Linked DNA regions of Mus musculus: region 2 is linked to region 1. The links are chromatin loops, found by intact Hi-C in ENCODE. Cell type or tissue: left cerebral cortex. All regions are shown on one strand. Each heading gives the region's core, and the rest is flanking DNA. Links, peaks and the distances in the headings are about the cores only.

The links. A loop is a pair of places that touch in the nucleus more often than their neighbours do. Peaks named below come from ENCODE experiments on the same cell type or tissue, not always from the same donor. Only the 100,000 strongest peaks of a DNase experiment are listed, where the experiment ranks them.
Region 2: it touches region 1 in a loop (2.3-fold over the local background); 1 of 42 quality-filtered maps calls a loop at or near these places.

Annotation. Positions count from the first base shown.
Region 1 is chr6:149,304,607-149,313,782 of GRCm38, reverse strand. It overlaps Resf1 (retroelement silencing factor 1), which reads right to left and starts at 4,369. Exons shown (of 5, transcript NM_026054.3): 1 at 3,879-4,369; 2 at 3,406-3,461. In left cerebral cortex, for the core only: CTCF peaks have their summits at 3,994 and 4,195; DNase peaks (open chromatin) are centred at 4,039, 4,334 and 4,801; H3K4me3 peaks cover 1,970 bases; H3K27ac peaks cover 1,378 bases.
Region 2 is chr6:149,404,675-149,413,850 of GRCm38, reverse strand. It overlaps Bicd1 (BICD cargo adaptor 1), which reads right to left and starts at 4,867. Exons shown (of 9, transcript NM_009753.4): 1 at 4,210-4,867. The coding sequence starts at 4,422. It also overlaps the pseudogene Gm15783. In left cerebral cortex, for the core only: no CTCF peak of the experiment used is centred there; DNase peaks (open chromatin) are centred at 3,793, 4,262 and 4,866; H3K4me3 peaks cover 2,539 bases; H3K27ac peaks cover 2,417 bases.

The DNA of each region.
Region 1 (9,176 bases), core at 2,173-7,172:
CATTAAACCTGAAAGTTTAAAATCAACTCTAAACAGAATGTTCCAAGACAAGGAAAAAAACCACTCAACTGAATTCTTTGAACCTACTATTATCCTGTACAGTATGAAGACAATCTCTCAAAATACAGACAGAAAAATCCCCTCATGAAATATTAATGCAAGTAAGTAAACTTCAAGTGCATACTAAAATTCTATGCCATGACTCTGAGATATATTCCAGTAATTCAAGGATAGTGCAACATCACAAACTAATGCAAAAAAAAAAAAATCAAAAAGGTTCAAAAAGGATGAAAATCAGATGATCTCAATAGATATAGACAAAGCTTATTTGAAATATCCCAACTCCCTTTCCAACTTGGGCCCAAGAAAATGGCACCAGGAAAAAGGGGTGATAGGAAAAAGAAGGGTCATTCTGCCAGCAACTGAAGTAGTGATCTAAGGGTAATATAGCATTAACATTCATTCGCAGGAAGGGGCTTTAAGAAGTATTCTTTCTCAGCACTTGTCTTACTCAGGGTTTCTATTCCTGGACAAAACATTGTGACCAAGAAGCAAGTTGGGGAGGAAAGGGTTTATTCAGCTTACACTTCTATACTGCTGTTCACCACCAAGGAAGTCAGGACTGGAACTCAAGCAGGTCAGGAAGCAGGAGCTGATTCAGAGGCCATGGAGGGATGTTCCTTACTGGCTTGCTTCTCCTGGCTTGCTCAGCCTGCTTTCTTATAGAACCCAAGACTACCAGCCTAGAGATCAGCCTCACTTGATCACCAATTGAGAAAATACCTCACAGCTGGATCGCATGGAGGCATTACCTCAAATGAAGCTCCTTTTTCTGTGATAACTCCAGCTTGTGTCAAATTGACACACAAAACCAGCTAGTACAGCACTCTAAGTGTATTTGTAGAAAGGAGATGGGGTTAGGGATAGGGTTAGGCCAGTCCTACGTATATAAGCAGACTGCTTGCACCAATATACATTAATTCTAAACAACTAGCAAGGCAAATCAAAATTGTTCAAAACAAGTGATTTTAAGTCATTGTTCCTCATAAAAAAAATTCCTTTAAAGCAACCTTTGTTTAATTTCTAATTGAACCCGAGCTTCCCAATTTACACATTTTAGTATGTATGAAAATAAAAACCCCAACCTCCTCTAAGACTGCCTAAGAACCCAAGGCAGAGAATAGCACAGCTCAAAGATAGCTTTCACATCTTCAGAGTTGTTTGTTGGTAGTTCTAACCTCACTAGGCCAACAGTAACTACACCCTTCATTTACTAGTTAATTTAGCATACTAAGAATTTTAAGTACCCTGCCTCCAAAAACAAAAACCAGAATTCCCAGTCCTAAAGTTTTTTTCCATTTGCACTTAGTTTGCATTTCTATAGCCAGGGTCGGTGTAAACTCTTGCTTTACCTCAACTAGTAGGAATACTTCCTACTACTGTTTTTGCATGGATTAGTTTCCAAAGAAATAGTAAAGAAAGGCAGATAAACCAAAAATTCTTGAAGTTCACCTTTATTATAAAGTTTAACAAGATTATAATCCCTAAACAGCTAAATTCCTAAAAATCAAAGCACTGATAATGTACAAGATATCAGAACTAATCAAACAGGAAAGAGGAAAAGAAAAAGGTAGGCCAAGATAGCCACTGGTTGGTTTTGGCCACAAACACCCAGTAGAGAGGAGAGCTTGGCATGGCAAATCTAATCCCAAAACTCAGGAGGAAGAAGAGAAGAATCAATTGAAGGTCATCCTTGCTAGACAAGAAGTTCAAGGCCAGGAAGTTCAAGGCCAGCCTAGCTGTGAAATGCCTAAGGCTGTAAAAAATAGACTATGTGCTGGGAGCTATTTTAAGAGTGTTCAGGGCTGGAGAGATGACTCAGCGGTTAAGAGCACTGACTGCTCTTCCAGAGGTACTTAGTTCAAATCCAGCAACCACATGGTGGCTCAAAACCATCTGTAATGAGATTTGATGCCCTCTTCTGCTGTGTCTGAAGACAGCTACAGTGTACTTATATATAACTAAGTCTTTAAAAAAAAAAAAAAGAGTATCTAAGAGGTTGGTTGACTGGCTGGTTTTGTTTGGGAATGATTTTTTAGACAGGGTCACAATATGTAGACTAGGCTGGCCTGGAACTAAGAGATTTGCCTGTCTCTGCTTCCCCCTTGTAACTTACCACAGTTCCATAATGTAGGTACTACTGTTATCCCATTTACAGATGAGAAGCTAAGCAGGAAAGTAAAATTCTTCTGAGATTTTACAGTAAGTGGTAGACCCAAGTTGGAGGGGTCAAGCAAGACCTGAATCCAAGTAACATAACTGTATGTAAGGAACAAGATAAGGAAACAATACAATGGATGAATGTAACCATGGAAACCAAACCTAGAGTGAGTTGCGGTGGCCAGACAGGAGTATTTAAGCTACACTTAACCAATAATAATTAAAGCATTCACACATTACTCCATTGGAAGTTCACCTTACTTCAACTTTATCATACTCATGCACACACTCTAGGCTTGGTTTCCATGGCTACATTCATCCATGGTATCATTTCTTTATCTTGTTCCTTACACTGTAGGAACCATAGCCCTCGTAGGCAGAAAAGGCTTTCTAACAGGTTTTATGGTCATGGACTGGAACCCTAGAGATCACTAAGTATAAGTGCTTAAAGACATGACTCAATAGTTGTGGCCCTAAAAGTGGTCCCAGCACTAACATGTGGCTATAACTGCCTGTAACTCCAGTTCTAGAGGATCCAGGCCTTCTTCTGAGCTCTACACACCAAGCACACAAAACTACACTTACATGTGGGCAAAACACTTACGCACATAAATTAAAACAAGTTAAAAATAAATAAGAAACAGTCCCTGGTACTACATTCCCACCAAAAATAAGAGCTAGCCTCTGCCTAGGTAACTTTAATTCACCAGCTACCATAATCTTTTCCAGGGTAGCAATCTGGCTGAGTTCTATCTCGAACACTGCCAAAATTCAAAACAAAACAAAAAATGCAAAAATCATCTCTCCTCTATCTCATGAAGGCAAAAAATAAAATTGTTAAGTACCATACCAACAACATTATTTCTTAAGCTTTGCCATCAAATCTACTGTGTCCCATTGGATCTGTGACAGTTTTGTTTGGTGATAGTTTTTTGAGTCTTTCACTATGCAGTCCTAGCTAAACTGAAATTTGGTATGTAGATTAGGCTAGCCTTTAACTCAAAGATCTGTCTGACTTGGTCTCCCAAATGCAAAAATTGAAGGCAAGCACATGCTAGGCAAGTTCTGTAGGTTTAACTAGTGTTGATTCAATGATACTCTTTATTCTAAAATAAGTTAGTCCACGGTACAATGCAAATAGTCATCCAGTAGAACCAGGATAGGCTTTATAAAAGGCAAACTTACCTGTAAATACAATTTTACCTTTTAATCTCTTCCACAAGGTATTCACGCCTCTAATTCTATGAAAATCAAGAAACAAGAAAGCAAGAGTTAAGGTCTAGTACATTTCCCTTACAGTGTCATTGAGACCATACTAAGTTTACTGAATTTATTTCAATTGTGCTAAAAACAAAACTACTGAATTAGGCTACTCTCAAAATATTCCCTGCCACTAGAATTCAAGCGGGCTTCTCCAAGTCCACTACTGCCCTTTAATACCAAAGCAAAAATACTTCTTTAGTAATTTTAGTGGACTGATAAAAGAGAACCTGATGGGGGCTGAGTGGAGCAATAACTAAGACCTTAGTATATCTGAATGGTAACAAGAAACAAACTTAAGATTCCCCTTAACTGTAACACACCCAGCAGACAATTTAAATCCCCACGCAAGTTCTGTAGTTGGCCTACTGAAATGCAAGCCAGCTCACCCACTTTACCTGTTTTTCCATTTTTCTAGGAAGGCACTCTTAAGTACCACAAATGCAAACAGATTCCAAGATGCTGCGGGCCGCGGCGCTCACACAGGCCTGGGCGCTCGAAGGCGGAGCGCAAGGCAATTCCGCTGGGTCGCAGGGGGGCCAAGGAGCGGAAGACCGAGACAGAAAGAAACCGAAAAACAAAACAAAGCTCTGCTTCTCCTTCCGAAACCGGAAGGGACGCTTAGCTGCAACAAGCCCGCCTGCTTCTCGGGCCAACAACCTCAGACCGCGCCCGCCCGGCGCGCAGCGACCCCGCGGTACAGCGAGGACCCGGGCGGCGCCCCTCCGCCGGGACAGAGGTGGCGAAAACCCAGCCCCGAGCCCAGGGGGCCGAACAAAAGCCCGATCCGAAGCAGACCTGCCGCCCGGCGGGTGCTTACACGCCAATAGCAAGGGACGAGGCCTCTGCCAAGCGCAGAGCGCGCAGAGGTTTGGTGGCAGCCTTCGTTGGGGCGGGTCCAGCTGGGTCCCCACTCCGCCCCCGAGCGCTTGCACCAGGGCCGCGGTCCTAGTGCCGGGCAGGTGTGCCTTCTACAGTCTGAGGGGAGAAAAAAGCTCAGCCTTGCACCTAGAATTTATATGAGAATCACCTGAGGGTGTAAGACCCCCAGGCCTTACAATCATATTATGATGGGTCAGCAAATCAGCAGAATATTTTTAAACTCATTGGTCAGCTACCAATGTCGCGGGGGAATTCTGGCAGCAAGGTCAGAGCAATTTGTGGTTTTTCTTGGAATTTAGTGCGAGGCGGGACAGGAGAACTGTTATTATTTGTTATAGTTATTTCTCCGAGAACTGCTAATCTTGTTTTCGCAGCTTTAGACTTGGTCTGGTCATTTTGACTGCTAAAACTATATTTCTACAAGGGCTTCTGGAGTGAAACGTCAAGGGCCAGTGGAAATATATTGTTGGGGTTCAGGAATCGCCACACAAACTGAAAAGAGTGAATTGGCCTGATGGAATTGGGCTCCTGAGTGCAGGAATTTGTTCAATAAATGCTGTTTGCTGTTGCATAGTATTTGAGTCTGGGATATCATTCTTCAGAGATTCATGTTCATATACTAACAAAAGTATATGAACAGTGATCCAGTTAAGCAACTTACTGAACACTTACCCTATTAATAAACCTTCAGGACTGCAAAAAGAACTCAGAAACATAATTATATTCCTAGTCTGCTCTCAGGGTAGGCTTTTTATAGGGAAAATAACAAAACATTTAATGGGCAAGAAGGGAAGCAGTAGGCTTACTAGGCAAAGTATTATCAGCTAACTTTTAAGCTGATTGGTCCTAGGTAAGGAATGGAGGTGTAAGACCTCCGAGGCTTTACCCTGGGTGCGCAAGCCCAAAAACACAACTTGACAACAGATCGCTGCAATGGCAAGAGGTTTATTGTTCTGACACGTCGCAGGGAGGGTCAACCCCAGAGCTCAGAAAGCATAGTTCCTTTATACATTTTGTGGAGGGTTGGACAGCCATATTATGATGGGTCAGCAAAGCAGCAGTATATTTTAAAACTCATTGGTCAGCTACTAATGTTTCAGGGAATTCTGGCAAGAAGGTCAGTTTGTGTTTTTTCTCGGAATTTAGTGCGAGGTGGGGCAGGAGACTTTTTCCGAGAACTGTTATTTTTCTGAGAACTGCTAATCTTGTTTTGGCAGCTGTAGACTTGGTCGGTTCATTTTGACCCCTAAAACTATGATTTCTACAGAGGGTGGTACATGGGTGGTGAACATGAAGGACCCTAAGGGCTTTTGCCAGTCTTACACTCCCTCTCCCCACTTCTGCTTCTCCCTCCCACCTGAGGTCAAGACCAAGTCAAATTCCATTCTCCACCCACAGGAACTTTCTTGAGTAAACAATTCTCAGAAAAACCACAGAATGTACTGACTGATAGTCACCTGACCCTCTGGAAAGTCCCAGATAGAGTTCAAATGCACGTCATGATCTACCCATGCTTTCTAGCCAATAGATTTAAAGGTCAATATGGTTAGCCAATAAGTTTGAACTGTAACCTTTCTGATGTAACCTGTGCCCTTAAAAAGTATAAAAACTGCAGTAGCTGTTCAGAGTCACCTTCTAGTCACTCTCCTTGAGAGACTAATTGAAGGTCGATCCCATCGCACCAGAAAATAAACCTCTTGCTTTTTGCATCTATCTGTCTCAGTGTTGGAGTTGTCTTGAAGTAAGTATCACTGACCGAGGGTGGGGGTCTTACAAACGGGTGAAATTTGAGATAACATGAGTATTATAATCATAACTTTTTGGATTATTAGTAGCATTCTTCAATGTCAGCCACAAAAACCACAGTGAGCTCAAACTCAGGTGCACGAAGGTGCACTGCTTGGTGATCATCTCTGACAAGCCATTTTAGACATGACAATCCATATTGACCTTTGATTTAACAGGTCCTACCTAAAGTTTTGTGGAATTTCTTAAGATTAACAAACATAACAGGATGTGTGCTCAGCATGACCTTTCTCTGAGTCAAGTTATTTTTTTGTGTTAATGACTGGCAGGAATATTATTAGCAACAATATGAAATCGCTGATAGGCATGGAAAAAAAAGGGCTACAGCTAGTGGGGGCAGGCTTCAACAAAGATAAGCTGTTGATGACCTCATTATCAATCTGCAAATGAAATGGCAAAATGTTCTACAAAGTACTTGAAAGAAAAACGCACCCTCTGCTGGGTTTAGTGGCATACACCTTTAATCCCAGAATCTGGGAAGGAGAAACAGGCAGATAGATCTCTGTGAGTGAATGAGTCCATCTTGGCCTACATAGGGTTAAACAAAGAGACCCTATCTCAACCAAAGAAACGGGGAAAAAAAAAATTAGAAAATGCTGAAGGGTTCTGACAGGCCCAAACATAGCATGAGTCATGCCCCTTTCCATTTCTCTTTTTGCTAAATCAGTAGACTCCCCCGATAGACTTCCTTATTGACTTTCTTGTGTCTGACTTATCCTGAGGCTGACCACCAAGGTCCAGCTATGAAAATCAAAAAGCTGGGGCTTTGAAGTCTTGGTGTTACATAATTGGGTAAAGGGGTTAAGGAATGTTATCCTTCAAACTGATAATGTTTGTCAAACTGCAAGGAGGAAACCATACAACTGGAAAAGGACCTCTTTGACCTGGGAAGGAATAACTTGCCCTGTTATCAGTGACCAATGCATTCTTTCCTGTTGTTACAAGCTGGCCAAAGCTGTTACGTCTCTTTTCCACTGCTTGGTTGTCTTTGCTATAGCTTGGGGCAATGGATCTTATCACTTCAAGGACATTAATTTTCAGCACCCAGGCTTTCAAGGCGGGGTGGGTGGGGGGGTGGGGGTGGTGGTGGTGGTATGCTGGCTGCTTTTTGTCTCTTCAACTCTACAAAATTATGTGTTAGCCAAATGAATTAAACACATATACCTCTTTTGGACCAGCTGCTGCAACACAGTGTAGCCCACTAGCCAGAGATATAACTGTAGGGTAAAAGACAGGGAAAGAACATCTTAACCCTGACTTGACCCCAAGCCCAAGAAGTAAGCCAAAGGAAAAACCACCTGCCCCTGGTTTGACCACAAGCTCAGAGACTTGGAAATTCCCAATCCCCTGTTACTCCTTCTTAACCGCCAAACAATGTTTCTATCTTAATATACTTTCTGAGTATGCTCCAAAGTATAAAAGCCTTCCCCTCAGTCCAACACTGCTGTTTCTCTTCTTGTTCAGAAACAGTCACCATGCTGTTTTTCTCCCCGAATAAATCTCTTGTGTGAGGTTTGTTCCATGGGGTGAATTTGTGGTATTCATTGCCTTTGGACTGCCAAGATGCTCTTGTTCCAGAAAAGCCCTTACATTGGTGTCATAGGCTCTCCTGGTGCCTGTGCTCCCTCTCAGGGTGTGAGCCACCCTAGGACCCTGCGCGCTCATCTTCAGACCATACGAAAGATGCACCATTTGACTCACCTATCACTCTGTCAGCACCTCATCCACCAGGGGTCATTTGGTAAGTTTCCCCTAAGTCAGAGGAAATGACCATTGAGTGTCTGGCATTCCTCTGGTACTCTTGGAAGTAAGGATATCCCCAACAAAGGTCTTTATGACTACTGCTGACCCTCTTAACCGACACTTCCCCCACTACCACACACACATATACAACCTCAGAGATGAAATTCTACAGCTTCCTTAGGCCTGATAGGATTATTGTGAGCCTTTCATGCCCCACCCCTCTTCCCTCCCCTTAAAGAACTGCCTGTAATCCCATAACTTCTCTATGCCCCCATAGATTTCATGATACTATGAGATCCTGCTCCCAGTTATTTTCTCATGGATGAGACCTCTTTCCTGAGTTCAGTTCATTGCCTTCTGTAGAGACTTCCGGCCCCATCAAAAGCCCTGGTACCAGGTGCTGAGTTTCCTCAGGCTCTTAAGACTTGACCCTGTTGAGTGCTGTGACAACCCACTGAATGACTTGATCCTCCCTGAGGACACCACCACCTATAGCTGCTTCGACACCACCTTCAGCTGTGGGAATTGTATCATCTATACCTTCTTGTTACCCCTTGAGATACCTCTTAGAAAACCTCCAGCCTCTCTACTTGGCACCCAACTGAAGGGTCCCAAAATTATTCACTTTTGCAATCATATTTGACCTCAACCCTCAGCTCCTTTTCTCCCTCCAGCCCCTCCTCCCTCTCCAGACACAGGCCACCCTAATCATTGCTCTCTGGCACCCACTTTTAGCCCACGGACAAACTTCAATCCTTCTGCTACTTCCACCCTCAGCCTCCCTCTACCTGGCCTAACCCAGCCTCAGTTTTCCCTTTGCAGGAGGTTGCTGGGACAGGCACTTTCTTTTTTTTCTTTTTTTTTTTTTTTTTGGTTTTTCAAGACAGGGTTTCTCTTTAGAGCTCTGGCTGTCCTGGAACTCTCTTTGTAGACCAGGCTGGCCTCGAACTCAGAAATCCGCCTGCCTCTGCCTCCCGAGTGCTGGGATTAAAGGCGTGCGCCACCACTCCCGGCGGACAGGCATTTTCTTACTGATCTCTCTCTCTCTCTCTCCCCTCTCTCTCTCTCTAAAAAAAGGTGGTGGGGGGGAAGAGGTGGTGATCTTACACTGTTCCAATATATCATCCAATCTTAGAACCTCATTTTCCATGACATTTAAGCCATTCTCACCAACAACTTTCTTTTCAAAGGCAAGCCAGCTACCAGCCTAGGGCATATGCAAATGAAATTCATCAAACTAATGCTGTTCACCCAATCAGGGCTGA
Region 2 (9,176 bases), core at 2,850-7,849, 99 kb before region 1:
AACAAACCAGGTAAAACACAGCGGGCCAGGTATATTACAGTAAATATTTTAAGATTATTCAGTTACTGGGTTTTATAGCCAAAGTGACTAGATTCCAGGAGGAAAAGGCACCAATAGCCATCCTTTCTTTTCTCTCCATTTTAATGACTAAGATACTTGCTGGCAGATTCATGTTTCTACTCTTTTCTCCCTATCTTATGAGATGCTGTACAAGATCTGAAGTGCTTATAAGATACTAGGCATATACCCAGAAGATGCTCCAACATGTAATAAGGACACATGCTCCACTATGTTCATAGCAGTCATATTTATAATATATGTCAACTGTCAGAGAAGAAATAAGGAGTAGTGTACTAATAATGTCCAACTGCCTGAATCATCCTGGCTTCACACCAAGATCTAGAGTGGGCAGGATGTGGTCACACTGCAGGACTGTGGAAACCAGCCAGGCATTATGCTGATGCACATATTCCCATCATCAGCCAATGAGACAAGGAAGCAAAATCACCAATAATTCACCAACAGAACTATCCATCTATTCCCTTCATATCAACACACAAGGCTGCTTTAGGGTCATCAAAGCAAATTACAGTCTTCCATACACAACTACTCATTTTTCCTTTCTGACAACCTTCCAAACTATCAGGACAGAACTTGAGCCACCTTATCAATCCTCCCTAAATAGTACCATATTCTTCACAACTGACTTTATAAAAATAAAGAATAAAAAGAAAATCCTACATATAGATTCATATGTTCAAAGACATTTAAAGTAGTACAAAGAGTATTTACCAAAGGAGCAATGGTAATGGTAGTCAGAAGGGAGAACACATAGAAGAACATGTACTATGTTGTTGTCCTAATTTACTTTCTGTTACTATGAAAATTTTAATTACATTTTAATAATGTGTGTGTGTGTGTGTGTGTGTGTGTGTGTGTGTGTGTGTGTGTGTGTGCGTGCGTGTGCATGTATGTACCACTCATGTGAGATAGGGAAACAACTTACAAGAGTGGGCTCTCTTTCTCTACCATGTAGAAACAGGGTGGAGGGAGAGTAATGGAACTCATCAAGCCTGGCAACAAAACCCCTTACCCTCTGAGCCATCTGTCCCTTCTCCCCAGAATATTTTAAAGCAATGACTTCCAGGGTTGAGAAAAGGCTTATTTGGTTTAAAAAAAAATCTATTGTACAAGCATTAGGACCTAAATTCAATGCTTTAAAAAGCATAGCATGGCAGTACACACTTGTAACCTCAGCACTGGGGAGGCAGATACAGGTGGGTCCCTAGAGTTCACTGACCAGCTAACTTAGCATACTCAGCAAGTTTCAGGCCAGTAAGAGATACTATCTCAAAAGACAAGTAGTCTAAGGAATAACATTTGAGTGTCCTCTGACCTACACACACACACACACACACACACACACTAAATGGCTTGTATGTGACATCATCATTAGATTACATTGTTTTACACTGTTGTTTTGTATTTAATTCAAAACATGACTCAATTCATTTAAGTAATAATCTCAACGAAAATAAAACATATTTAAAAGATAAAATAAGTATTATTATCTAATAATAGCATATAACTATTTTTACTACCTTAAAATACACTTCTATATAGCTAAAATCCTGTTTACTAGGATTTGTCATTTGCGTTTTCTTTCTTTCTTTTTTCTTTCCTTTTCTTTTTTTTTTTTTTTTTTTTTTTTTTTCCTGAGACAGGGTTTCTCTGTGTAGCCCTGGCTGTCCTGGAACTCATTCTGTAGACCAGGCTCGCCTTGAACTCAGATTAAACTGGGATTAAAGGCATGCACCACCACTGCCCAGCTTTGAGTTATCTTTATGCTAAATGTAAGTCAAAATATGTGTAATAGCAAGTGTCATTTGATAAAAAGAAAAACTCCTTATATTTTTTCTTGCTATATAGAACAAAATTTCTTAAATCTTTTATTTTAAAAAATATAATTGGCATTTGTATTATTTTGTTAAGAACTTTCATCATTCTTATAAAACATTTCCCCCTTTTCCCTTGACTGACAATGAGACTAAAACAGTGGTCACTTTCTACACTCTTCAATTTTCTCAGTCTTTCTCTAACACTAAGCAATATTGACTTCTGAACACTTGATAAAGGTGTAAATTCTTCTAATATAAATTTATTTTATAAAATATTTATTTTTATTTTTATTATGTGCTAAGCTCTGTGTTAAGACTTTGTATTATTTTAAAATAAGCCAGGCACAGGAAACAAACATTTCATTATCTCATTCATATAAGGAATCAGAGATGTAAGTGATAGTTACTAGAAGTGTTGATTGCTTGAAAGAAGAGATATTGATGAAAAGGTCATTATTACAGTTAGATAAGAAGAATAAGTTTAAGAAATTCACTGTGCACCATGATGATTATAATGCCAATATATTTACTCTTTAAAAATACAGAATGAATGTTGAGTTATCACAAAAAAGATAATTATATGAAGCAATATAATGCCCAAAAAGGCATAACATATGTACACTGCAAAACATAATTCTGCACATAATAAATACATACAATTTTATCTATCAACTTTAAATAAATAAAAGGCAAACTCATTATTTTAAGTATTGTTTACTAAAGACAAAAGGCAACTGTATTAAGGTTTAGTGTGTTAAGTACAACAACACATAAATATCCCTGAAAGTGTTGTTTAGCTCAAGAAGAAAGGTCTATTAACAATCATATTTTATATCATCAAATAAGTCCACCTCTTTTATCAAGAAAGTGATGACATAACATTGGTTTGCATTTCTCCACCTTGGCAAAGCACAGTCAATAAATAAAGACATCATGGAAACATCTCTGAGAATTACAATAATCATCTATTTCCTTACTTCCTAAGATTTAGCATCTAAAACATGTCAGTCTAAGACATAATCTAAGACATATTTAGAAAATATAAGTACAGATACCATTAAATCCAGATATGAATATAGCAAGAAAAGCATGAACTAGAATTTATAGCCCGGTATATAAAAATTATATCTCTATCTATTGTTTTCAACTATATCTATTTACATATTTTGGTATTTAAGCATCTAAATAAAATAGCATAATTAAAGGTTTAAATATGTATTATTTATAAGTTAGGTGAGTTGATTAGAATGTCATACTCATGTTTTTTTAACTGTGACAATACAAAACTGGGCCTCCCCTTTCCCTAAAATAAGCTTAGATTATAAGAAAAGTATTTCTATTTATGTATGATATGCCTAACATTTAAAATGTTAGTATGCACCTAAAAATAAAGACTTGTCACACAGAAAATCTGTGTTTATGTATACTAACATTTATACACGACTGCTTGCTATTTCCAGTGTCTTAAATAGTATGTATAATCCTTATGAATATTTGGTTGGACATTTCAGTACATTACCCTTAGAAGAAGGAAATATAAAAATAGGGGGGGAAATGTTATTCACAGAACATTGGTGATATTCTGATTTTATAAATACAGTAATTTCAACCTGAAGGGCCATATTTGATAGGCAAGGCATAGATATCCATATATTTTACATTTCTTTCTCATGTCTCACCATATGGAGATGATTTTGATTTTCCTCAGTCTCAGGGTGCCTTCTATAAGACATAAGCATAGCCCAGCCTTGCACAGAGGTGAAATTAAGGGCAGCAAAACCACCCAGCAAAGTTGTTTTGCTCCTACAGCCCCATGACAAGGACTAAAGCCAACGTCAAACGGGACTGGTGAGTCCTAATAACTAGTTCCTATTTCACCAAGGAGCAATTACTCAGCAGACGACTGAAGTACCAAATTCTACCATCCTGAAATTGTAGGTCCTCAGGCACAAACCTCATCAATTGGATGGATTATGGTCATTGATATCTGGGTTTGAAATAACAGCAGTTTGAGAAGTTTGATTTATGCATTTCAACCCAATTCAATGTTACCTGCCAGCACGGATGCCTGAAGACTTCTTGTGACTCTCCCTCCCCCACATAATAAAGAGCTTCCCATTCCAGCTTATGCATTCATTTCTTGGGTAATTTTTCTATTGGTGAAAACAATGGACTCTTTCAATATTCTCTTATCAACAAAGGGCTCTAAGATGAAGTCCTTCTGGCCATATCCCTTCTGACTTCTTTACAGTGATGACTGGCACTGAGAAATGCCAAACCTGGAGAGGGAAATAGGAGACGGGTTGCTCACCTCTCTGAGCTGCTCCAGCTCTTGTTTGAGGCCGTCATACTCGGCCTCCAGCTCGTCATACTGTTGCTTGAGAGTCAGTTTCTCCTCCAGCACCACCAGCCCATACTCTGCAGCCTGGATCTTCTCATGGGTCGTTTCTGTGAGCTCCTTGGTCAGTCTCTCTATTTCAGTCTTATATTGGTCTACCGTCTTCAGCGCCTCCTCTGCGGCCATAGCGGGGTGGCGGAGATAGACGCAAAGCAGAAGGGAAAAGGAGAAGCAAATAGGAATGAAAATAAAAATGGAAAAGAAAAGTGCCTGATGAATAATAGGTAGAGCGCCCTGAGGCCCGGCCGGCAGCTGCGGCTACACGGCCGGAAGCACTGAGGAGGAATACATGGAATATGGGAGGAATATACCCTGCAGCATGGAGACTGCAAGGTGATGACCGCAGCCGGGATCCTCCGGGCCACGCGCCGGGGCAGTCAGCAGCCAAGCTGCATGGCCAAGGGGCAACTCGCGCAGCAAGAGACTCCGGTTCTGCGGCCTCAGAGGCGCGTGGCCGCCATGTCTCAGGCCGCGTCACTGCGGTCCACCGCCCAATGCTCCGTGGGAGGCTGAGCTCCACCTGCTTGCTGGGCCCTGCGGCAGCCAGTGCACACAGATGCGGACTCCAACTGGTCCTCTTCCTCTCAGCCACTCAGAATGCAGGGAGGTAGGGAAGGGGAGGAGCAAATCCAAAACCCCACCGAGCCTCGCAGCGCAGCACAGCCGACTGCTGAAGAGGGATGAGGGCAGAGGGACCCAGAACTAGCTGAGGAATGATGGGAGACTACGGAGGGCTGAGGAGGGGGAACCGCGCTGAGGCGGAATGAAGGCTGAGGAAAATGGGTGTCTTAAAGAGAAGTGGAGGCTAAGGAGGCTGGGGGATGGAAGAGGACTGCATCTGAGAAGAGATGCTAGACTGAGGAAGCCAGGGCAGCTGAAGAAAGGGCAAGGGTGTTGGAAAGGGTGATTGGTGTCTGAAAGATCAGAACACTAAGAAGGCCTCCAACGGGCTAAGTTTTCTGAGGTGGGAATTCGAAGCCTACTGGAGTGCAGTGAGCCCACAGAAAACAAACAGAGCTAGTGCTTTCAAGAATGCTGCTTTTCCAAAGCTTGATAGATGTACCTTGGGAGTCCTTCCTCCTTTCTCAGACTCTGTCTAATTTGGTCTAGTCCACCTAACACTCTACCAGAGAACTTTGCTGTCCCCCAACCTAAGCCTCTGTGCACTTAGTTCATCATACTACCTTACTGCATAACGTAATTACTGGAGAGATGTGAACAAATATCTATTCACCCCAGTAAGGCTACCACCACAGTCCAACTTGATGAACCAACGGGTTTTATTGAAATAATATTTAAAGGAATATAAGTGAGGGGTTATTTACAGAAACAGAAATGACTCAAAAATATCTACATCACCAAAAGCCCACCCCAGGGGTGACAGATCATAGACACTGGAAAACCTGAACCATACTACACAACTTGAAAGCAGCTCAGTAGGTTGGAGACTGTCTGTTTCACATAGCTCTGGTGATTTGTGTCTCTCCTAGGTAGCTAAGCATGTCTGTCCCAACTCTCGGCCTGCTTTCCTGATTATATATCCTTGGGGAAGGAGTGAATCTCATTAGTTTCATGAATTTACGGAAGCCTTTGAGTTGTTTACTTCCTGGGTTTAAGAGCTTCCTAGAAGGATGGAATGTTTTACTTCTCTTTAGAACATCCTGTATATTGAAATTCTGTTAAGATGAACTGTTCTATCTGGGAGGAAATTGTTGTATAACATCTGCAGGTGCTCAGTAAGTCTCTAGGCCAGTGGTTCTCAACCTGTGGGTAGAAACCCCTTCAGGGCTTGAACAATCCTTTCACAAAGGTCTCATATCAGACATTTACATTACAAGTCATAACAGTAGAAAAAATGCAGTTATCAAGTAGCAACAAAAATAATTTAATGGTTGGGGGTCACCACAATGTGAGGTACTGAATTAAAGGGTCACAGCATTAGGAAGGTTGAAATATCGGGCACTGTATTTCTTCCAGATAGTTCTATATAGGCCTTACTACATGGATTCTTCAGTAAAGGAAATGAGTCTGCAATTTCTCTTAGAAGGTATTTATGATATTCTACTAAGCAAAAAAAAAAAAAATGCACCCTTTAAATAAGAGCAAAGTTCTTGAGATAGTGAGTCATGCATTCTTCAAAGCATGTTAGATACATCATGACAACCCTGATATAGAAACCACTATCTCCCACTTATAGGTGTTGAAAAAGGATTGCATCTCCAAAATCAGTGGCTAACAGTTTCTCTGTGATTGCTGGGTTATTTCTTTTCTTTTTTTTTTTTTTTTTTTATTTATATGTAAGTACACTGTAGCTATCCTCAGATACTCCAGAAGAGGCCATCAGATTTCATTACGGATGGTTGTGAGCCACCATGTGGTTGCTGGGATTTGAACTCAGGACCTTCAGAAGAGCAGTCGGCGCTCTTTAACCACTGAGCCATCCCGCCAGCCCCTGCTGGGTTATTTCTTAGCCATAGACACATCCTTGGCACTTCCCTACTAGAAAGGTACTATATTCTCCAAGGACTCAATGTAACTTTTTGTTTTATTTTTCTTTTTTATCGACATATAATAATTGTACATGTTTATGGGGTACAGTATGATAAAGTTATACATAAGAAATTGCAATTCTCTATCTTGTTTATTTTGTCTGTAAATCTCATCAAAAATTGTTTTTCTTCTCTTTCTGTCTGCAGGAACACATTCTATGAAAAAAATATTCTTTATAGAATCAGTCATTTCCCATCACCCTGTCTTGTCTTCATATGCAACAAAGTACATAACTGTTCCCTAGAGAGGGGTGGAAGCAGTCCTGTATGGTTCAGGGAAGAGACCGAAAATGGGTAGACCTCAGTCCTGAGTCTCCAAGTCAGTTATCACCATCCTCTTTTGACTCTTCTTTAGACTCGGGTGCACTCTGTGGTAGGTCACAATTCATCTGCCAGAATCCTCCTGACTGTACATCCTATATGTATTTGATGGTCACTTTGAATAAGTCACCTCCTAACCAAAAGGCATTAGGAGGATTTGGGCCTATTTTGCAGTCCGCATCACCCTACTTGCATACTTTTTAGTTGGATAGCAGGCTCACCATATCCCCCTTGAGAGCAATGGACATGCTCAGCTATGGTATCATGGAAGGGAAAACTGTTCCAGCGACTCAGATCCAGGCTCACAGTAAATAGTGCTTTGTTCCTGTCTCAGGCAAAGTCTCTTTCCATGTGCTTTTTGAACCACTCCTTCATCTATTCTACTCCTCAAATTCTTCCTGACTGGGTGGCACTTGTCAAAAGAATTTCAACATAATCTCATAATCATCACTGTGATTTTGTCAAAGAGCATCTAGCTGTGTTTCCACACATTTTGGATGCCCTTAAGACTGCTGTTCTGGCCACAAAGCAGATTTAAAAAACAAAAACAAAACAAGACAAAACAAAAAAAAAAAGTTCTTTTTTTTTCTCCTTTTTGTTTTGTTTTTCTGTTTTTTTGTTTGTTTGTTTGTTTTTTAAGACAAGTTTTCTCTGTGTATTCCTAGCTATCCTTGAACTTTCTGTGTAGACCAAGCTGACCTCAAACTCAGAGATCCACCTGCCTCTTCCTCCTGAGTGCTAGAATTTCAGGTGTGTGCCACCAATGCCTACCAAGAAGTTCTTGTATGTTCCCACACATTTCCAAAATTCTTCTATCAGGTTCTGTTTCTGTGCCAGGTCTTTCTCAGCAGTTTTCATTTAAAAACAAAAACAAAACAAACAAAAAGGCACTTTCGTGTCACAATTGGATTTCTATATCTCCATATGTAAATTTGGTTTGTTTTTAAACATTTTTCATGTGTATGAGTGCTCTGCCTGCATGTATGCATGTACACTGCATGTATACCCAATGACAGCAGATGTCATAAGAGAGTGCTGAGTACCCTAGAACTGGAGTTTGGGATGATTGTGAGCTACATAGGTACTAGAAACCAAACCCAGGTCCTCTACAAAAACAACAAATGTTCTTAACTACTGAGCAATCTTTCTAGCCCCTACTTTTTCTGTTTTTGTTTGTTTGGTTGGTTATTTTGTTTTGTTTTTTGAAGTGGCATCTTGCTCAAGTTGGCCTGGAACTCACTCACTATACAGCCCACACTGAAGCAGTAATTATGGACATGTACTACTACAACCAACAATTCAAAGTTCTCATCTGCATGTATTTACTCAAAAAACAATCTCCTATCTCATTAATTTTTCTTCTATAATAAAACTATCATATTTTTAATGAAAAAAATAACAACAACAAAAGAATTTATAGACCACTTCAGTACACAATATAACATAACATTATTCTTTCTTTAAAAACAAATCAGGCTACTATCTATTGTTCTCTTTGAATCTGTCCAATGGTCAGCCTTGATTCTCTTGATCTGAGAAAAATGTTTTTAAGTTTTCATAAATATCATCTTAAGGACCACTTTGATGATCAAAACTATACTCTATCAGCTAAAGTAATACATGTACTACAAATCACAGCATATACAGATTATTTTGAGTACATTTCTATAAATAGCTAGGTCAAAAACCCAGAAGTTGAACTGAACATGGAAGTACATACTTGCAATCCTATCATTAGCACTGCAAGAAGGACTAGAGTTCTGATCTTCAGCACCTATATAAACACTTACAGGCATGGTGACCCAACTATAATTCCAGAGCTCAGGAGGCAGAGCTAGAATATTCCTAGGGCAAGCTGACTAGGGTTAGGGCTAGAGTTAAAGTAAATGTTAATTGAGGATTAATAGTGATTAATTAACCCAACATTAACCTCTGACATCCACATTCATGGACACTACTTGTGTATCCACATACATGTGCCCCCACATACCAAATACACATAACACACAG